Regions from separate parts of the Homo sapiens genome. Here region 2 is linked to region 1. Evidence: chromatin loops called from intact Hi-C (ENCODE). Cell type or tissue: B cell. All regions are shown on one strand. Links, peaks and the distances in the headings refer to the core of each region. The heading gives the core; the rest is flanking DNA. Region 1 has its middle 46 kb from the start of LINC02154. Region 2 has its middle 4.1 kb from the start of TMSB4X.

What was found. Peaks named below come from ENCODE experiments on the same cell type or tissue, not always from the same donor. Only the 100,000 strongest peaks of a DNase experiment are listed, where the experiment ranks them.
Region 2: it touches region 1 in a loop (2.5-fold over the local background); 3 of 110 quality-filtered maps call a loop at or near these places.

What each region holds. Positions count from the first base shown.
Region 1 is chrX:13,255,933-13,258,849 of GRCh38, forward strand. No RefSeq gene overlaps it. Among named protein-coding and RNA genes, the nearest start is that of LINC02154, 46 kb to the right of the region's middle. RefSeq lists an enhancer at 1,431-1,480. In B cell, for the core only: no CTCF peak of the experiment used is centred there; DNase peaks (open chromatin) are centred at 889 and 1,509; H3K27ac peaks cover 1,680 bases.
Region 2 is chrX:12,969,528-12,972,444 of GRCh38, forward strand. No RefSeq gene overlaps it. Among named protein-coding and RNA genes, the nearest start is that of TMSB4X, 4.1 kb to the right of the region's middle. In B cell, for the core only: CTCF peaks have their summits at 1,296 and 1,496; a DNase peak (open chromatin) is centred at 1,294; H3K4me3 peaks cover 1,750 bases; H3K27ac peaks cover 2,334 bases.

The sequences.
Region 1 (2,917 bases), core at 313-2,812:
GTGCCCCGTCCAAAGCAGGATTCTTGATTCTCCCTACCTCTCCAAGAATTCCCCCATTCCACCAGTTTCTCCTGCTATATTCTACATGTCAGTACGTAGTACTGAGCACCAACAATCTAAGAGCCATCTTGGATGCTGATCTGTTTTGTCCACATATTTTCTAGTCCATCAACTTGTTCTGGTGGCTTGTAGCTCTCTCTCCAAACATTTCTCCAATGCCTCCTTTCTTCTCCATTCCTACTGCTAAAATCCCACTCTATGCCATTATCCCCTCTTTCCTGGACTAATACCATGAATTGAGCAAGTCTCTTGGAATACCTTCTTGTCTCCTTTCTCCCTGCAAGCAGCAGCCAAGGGACCGTCTCAAAGCAGCAATCAGATCACATCACAAGCCCCCTCCCTCATCTCATTGTTTCACACATTTAAAGCCCTACAGCAGTTCCCTGTTGAAACTATCGGCTAGAAGTTGATAAGTTTGTAACAAAGGTTCTGAAATGGGAGTAATTTTGTCCCCCAGGGGACATTTGGCAATGTTTAGAGACATCTTTGGTTGTCACCACTTGGAGGTGATACTGGCATCTAGTGGGTAGGGCCCAAGGATGCTGCTAAACATTCTCCAATGCCCAGGACAGGCCCCCACAACTAAGAATGGCCAGCCCCGAATGTCACCGAGAAGCTCCAGCCTAAAGTGAGCAGTATCACAGTGTTTAAGATGAAAGAGTCAGGGACTCTGCCCCCAGCTCTAGCTGGAAAGTTCTTGTGCCAACAAGCCACTCATCTGCATTAATGAACATCTTCATTCAACTGCTCCCTTCAGCTGTTGCTAGGCAGGACCTTGATAGAGATGCAACAGAGAGAAGCTGAGCTGTGCTGAGAGGCTTGTACATTCTCACCAAGAAGCATAACTAGGGTGCTTGGAGTTGACATAACCCTGAGCAAATCATACCCTCATTAAAGAATAATCCAATTTAAAAAGAAAGTCTTGTGTACTCATGGGTTGTTTTTCCAAAGTTCTCAGAGGACAGATCATGAAAGCTTTGAACCACCAGACTGTACATGGCTGCCCAGTGAATTTGCAGAAAACAAAGGCCTCTGATTTTTTTTCCTCCAAGCTGTTAGTCTTAAGTGAAACAGGGTAAGAAAGTTCTGTTTATTATCTTTTGACAATTAAAGGATGACATAGGCAATGTGTTTTGATCTCTCACAAAAACTATGAAATTTTATTTCTTCTGGCGAAACATCTTTTCCAACAACATTCAACAAATTAACAAGAGCAACTTCAGAATGTGTGTTTTTTCCACCTAAAAATGCAAAAACAACTGTTCTTTTTGGCTTTATTAAGCTAAACAGACTTGATATAAGTCTAGCCTTTCCTGCTACTGAATAATCTCATGTAATATGAATACAGCCACCGAAGAGCTAATAATTGCTAATTATATCCCTCAACTAGATTTCCTGTTAACCATTTTTAACTTGGGTTTCCCCAGTGGGTAGGAAGCATTCTACGGTGTGGTTTACCAGAGAAGCCCTCTGAAATCCCCTTTCGTTTGATAGGGTAAAGCCAAAACCTATCTTTGCCTGACAGGTTCCTATATATACACACATATACATATACATATACATATACATATACATATACATATACATATACATATACATATACATAATGTATATGTATACATAACATTTATAAATATATGTTAATATTTATAAATATTATATATATAATTTCAACTTTTAGATTCATGGAGTACATGTGTAGGTTTGTTACATGGCGTATTACATAATAGTGAGGTTTGGGATGTGAATGATCTGATCCCTTCACCCGGGTGGTGAACATAGGACCCAACAGTTAGTTTTTCAACGCTAGCCCCTCTCCCTCCCTCTGTCATCTAGTAGTCCCCAGTGTCTATTGTTTCCATATTTAGGTGTCTGACAGGTTTCAAGAGCCCTGCAGTGACAAATAGACTAAGTAAAAGACAGGGACATGGTTTTGGCAGAAGACTGCATGAGAGACACAAAATGGATGTTCATAGGAGTCAGATATGTTGAGGGCTTAAGAATAGGATATTTTGGACTATCTTTATGCCAGTAGCTCTCAACTCTGGCTTCATATTAGAATCACTTGGAGATCTCTTTAAAAAGCACCAAAACCTGGGTTGGGCCCCAATCTCAGAGTTTCTGATTTAGTTGGCCTGGGGAATGACCAGGGCATAGGGATTTTTTAAAGTTTCCCAAGTGACTCTAATGAACATTGAGGGTTGAAAACCACTGCTCTAGACCAGGATTTCTTCACCTCAGCACTATTGATATTTTGGACTGCATCATTGTCCCGTGCGTGGTAGGATGTTTTGCAGCATCCCTGGCTTCTACCCACTAGATGCCAGTAGCACCCCTTCCCCAGTTGTGATAACTCAAAACGTCTCCAAACATTGCCAAATGTTCCCTGGGAAACAAAATCACCCCCTTCCCACATTGAGAGTCACTGTCTTGGCTACTGCATGTTAACTGTAGTTACACAGATAGTATGGTGGGTAAGTAGATGAGGGGTTGGAGATTCAACTCTATAAAATAAATACTAAGGAATAAGGAATAAAACAGTTGTTCAATGTCCCATCCTCAGCCCAGAGGCAGGATTAGTGGTTATCGTCTCTGACTGTACACTGAAACACCTTTCTTCTGGATTATAGGCACACAAACTAAACTGGCTCCTTTATTATTATTATTATTATTATTTGAGACAGGGTTTTGCTCTGTCACCCAAGCTGGAGTGCAGTGGCATGATCTTAGGTTGCTGCAACCTCTGCCTCCTAGGCTCAGGTGATCCTCCCACTGAGGCAGGAGAATAGGGTCTGGAGACAGGTTACCTAAAGCCAATTCGCCCTGACTTCCTAGAACTGAATCAAAAGGAAAACCC
Region 2 (2,917 bases), core at 239-2,738, 290 kb before region 1:
AATCAAAGGTTTGTCATTTTTAACACAGAAAGCCATTGGGAGTGTGTAATGCCTCCCCTTTCAATATGCTATTGAACCTACTAATTTTTTTAGCCATTGTAATATGAATGACTTCTTAGAAAAATATTGTAGTAAGGCCAGGCTCACGCCTGTAATCCCAGCACTTTGGGAGGCCGAGGCGGGTAGATCACGAGGTCAGGAGATCAAGACCATTCTGGCCAACACGGTGAAACCCTGTCTCTACTAAAATACAAAAAATTAGCTGGGAGTGGTGGTGTGCACCTGTAACCCCAGCTACTCAGGAGGCTGAGGCAGGGGAATCGCTTGAACCTGGGAGGCGGGGGTTGCAGTAAGCCGAGATTGCACCACTGCACTCCAGCCTGGTGACAGAGCAAGACTCCGACTCAAAAAAAAAAAAAAAGAAAAGAAAAAGAAAAAGAAAAATATTTAAGTAGTGAAAAGCTGAGGAAAACTACTAACGTTCAGGATACAAATTCTCTTTATTGCCAGTGCCTTGGCCATGCAGGAGGAGGAAAAAGAGCAGATTGAATTTCTGTAATGAAATAATTTGAAAATTGGGGCAGGGAAAATTTTAATGTATATGACATTATTACGATATCTATGTTTAAATGTCTTCATGATGTAGGCTGGGTGCGGTGGCTCACGCCTGTAATCCCAGCACTTTGGGAGGCCGAGGTGGAAGGATTGCTTGAGCCCAGGAACTTGAGACCAGCCTGGGCAACATAGAGAGAACCTGTTTCTTAAAAAAAAAAAAGAAAAAAAGAGAAAAAACATCTACATGATGAAAAAGCTAGACAGCTGATTGAGACAGAATATAACTTTACCCTTATCTGGCGTATGGAACAAAGCCTTTAAAAGGCCTTAGGATTCTAGAGAAGAGTAGTGTTTAAATGAGGCGGCTTCTGAGCCAGCCAGTCTGAGTTCAAATCCTGCCTTTGGCTTTCGTTGTGTTTTCTTGGGGAAGTTATTTAATCCCTCTAGAATTCTCTCATCTGCAAAATGAGGAGAATAATGGTGCCACTGTCATAGGATTGTGTGAGGATTCGGGAAATACTACATGGAAAGCTTCCCAGTATATGGAAAGCACTCAGAAAGCACTTGCTGTTATTACTGCTATGGGTACAGCCATGATTGTTACTATCATTATTCTACAACCTGGCCCCTGCCTGGTTCCCAGCGTTATTTCCTGTCACTTTCTCTCATTTTACGCAAGTGCCTGCCAAGCTAAGCTACTCATTGCCCCCTGCGTTAACTCGAAGATTCTCTGCTTCCGTATTGTTCCCTGGCTGTGTGGAGGCTGAGTAACCACTTGGAGGGGATGTTGTAGAGGAAAATTCAAGCCACAGAAGGGAAACTGGGTTGAATGAGATCCCCTTTTACATTTCTTTTGGCTCTAAAGTTTCCATCGGATCAATAAAGCAAACAGGACAATTAGCAGCACGGCACTCAGCACTGAGCACAGGCGAGGGTGTTCTTTCACTCCTCTTTGCTTTCCTGCCACCCCCTGCTCGCCTTCCTCTTTGCACCATGTGGGTCCGCTCTGGGTGGGAGTCCTGGAGAAAGATACTTCAACTAAAGATAAGGCAGAGATAGGCCTCGGTGGAAAGACTTGGTAGACAGACCTGGGCATTTGATTAAGAGCAAATTGCTTAAATTCTCGGAGCCTCAATTTCTTTAGTAGTAAAATGGGGATATTAGTACTCACTCCATAGGGTAAGAATGGAATCAGATATTGTTTAAAAGGGCTTATAGCTGAGGTTACAAGATATAGCTAGTCTACTAAATATCCTTTCTCTTTTCATTTTCCTGTTATTCACAGGGGGGACTTAGGCTGTGTCTTTAAGGGGTTTTAGATTCCAATCAGTGGAAGGAGGGCTCTGCTGTGAGGGAGACCAGATGGAGACTGCAGGGGCCACAGGGGAACGTGGGGTGCAGGCAGGTGGGGCAGATGGTAGGAGGCCCTGAAACTCAGACAAAGGGATCTGGGCTTGAGAAAGCAAGAGCTGGGAGCTCAGCTTTGTTCCTGTTCTTCCGTTCCTCCCTCCTCTTCCTTCTTCTCTTCTTCTGGTAAGTTTTTGGCACAAAATTAAATAGGTTCAAACTAATAGAACTCATTTTCATGAATTCAGACTTCTAGCCAACTTCTCCATGGTTAGAAATAGCCACGACTCTATCCCAGGCCCGCCCTGGAAAGCAAAATAAAACTGCGTCCCCTGCCACCTTTTCCGGGTTCCACCAGACACAGGGTTGGAGGGGAACCGCCCTTCAACGCAGGCAATGTTGGCACATTTTTCATTGGGCGCTGTGGCCCGTGAGATGAGGAAGGCAGGACAGGCGCAAAGTGGACTCTACTTATCTTTCACCAGAGAGCCCCAAGGCCAGAGTGCACCATACAACCCGGAGTCACCCAAGGCCTTTTTTTTTGGGGGGGGGTCTCACTGGGAACAATGTCTGCACCCATTGTAAGCAGTTCCTTTGCCCCTGTGTGCCTCTGTCTTTTTAATTGGGATCGAAAACTGCTACCTCAATGGTAGTTGTGCCCGGCACATACTAACAGACTTATAAATGTAGCTGCCTGGGGCAGGGATGATCCTGGAACATTCTGACATCTAGAACATTAAGACTAAATGGATTTAATTATCTGGGGAGAAGAAAGCAAGACAATTAGAGTCACAGGTTCAACACCTGAGTTCAAGTACCTCCCTCATTTAAGAAAATCAATTCATGGAAGGCTGAGGCAGAGAATGGCTTGAATCCGGGAGGTGGAGGTTGCAGTGAGCCGAGATCACATCACTGCACTCCAGCCTGGGTGACAGAGCGAGACTGTCTCAAAAAAAGAAAAGAAAAGAAAATCAATTCAATGCAGTGGGAGAACTGTTATTGAGCAATTACTATC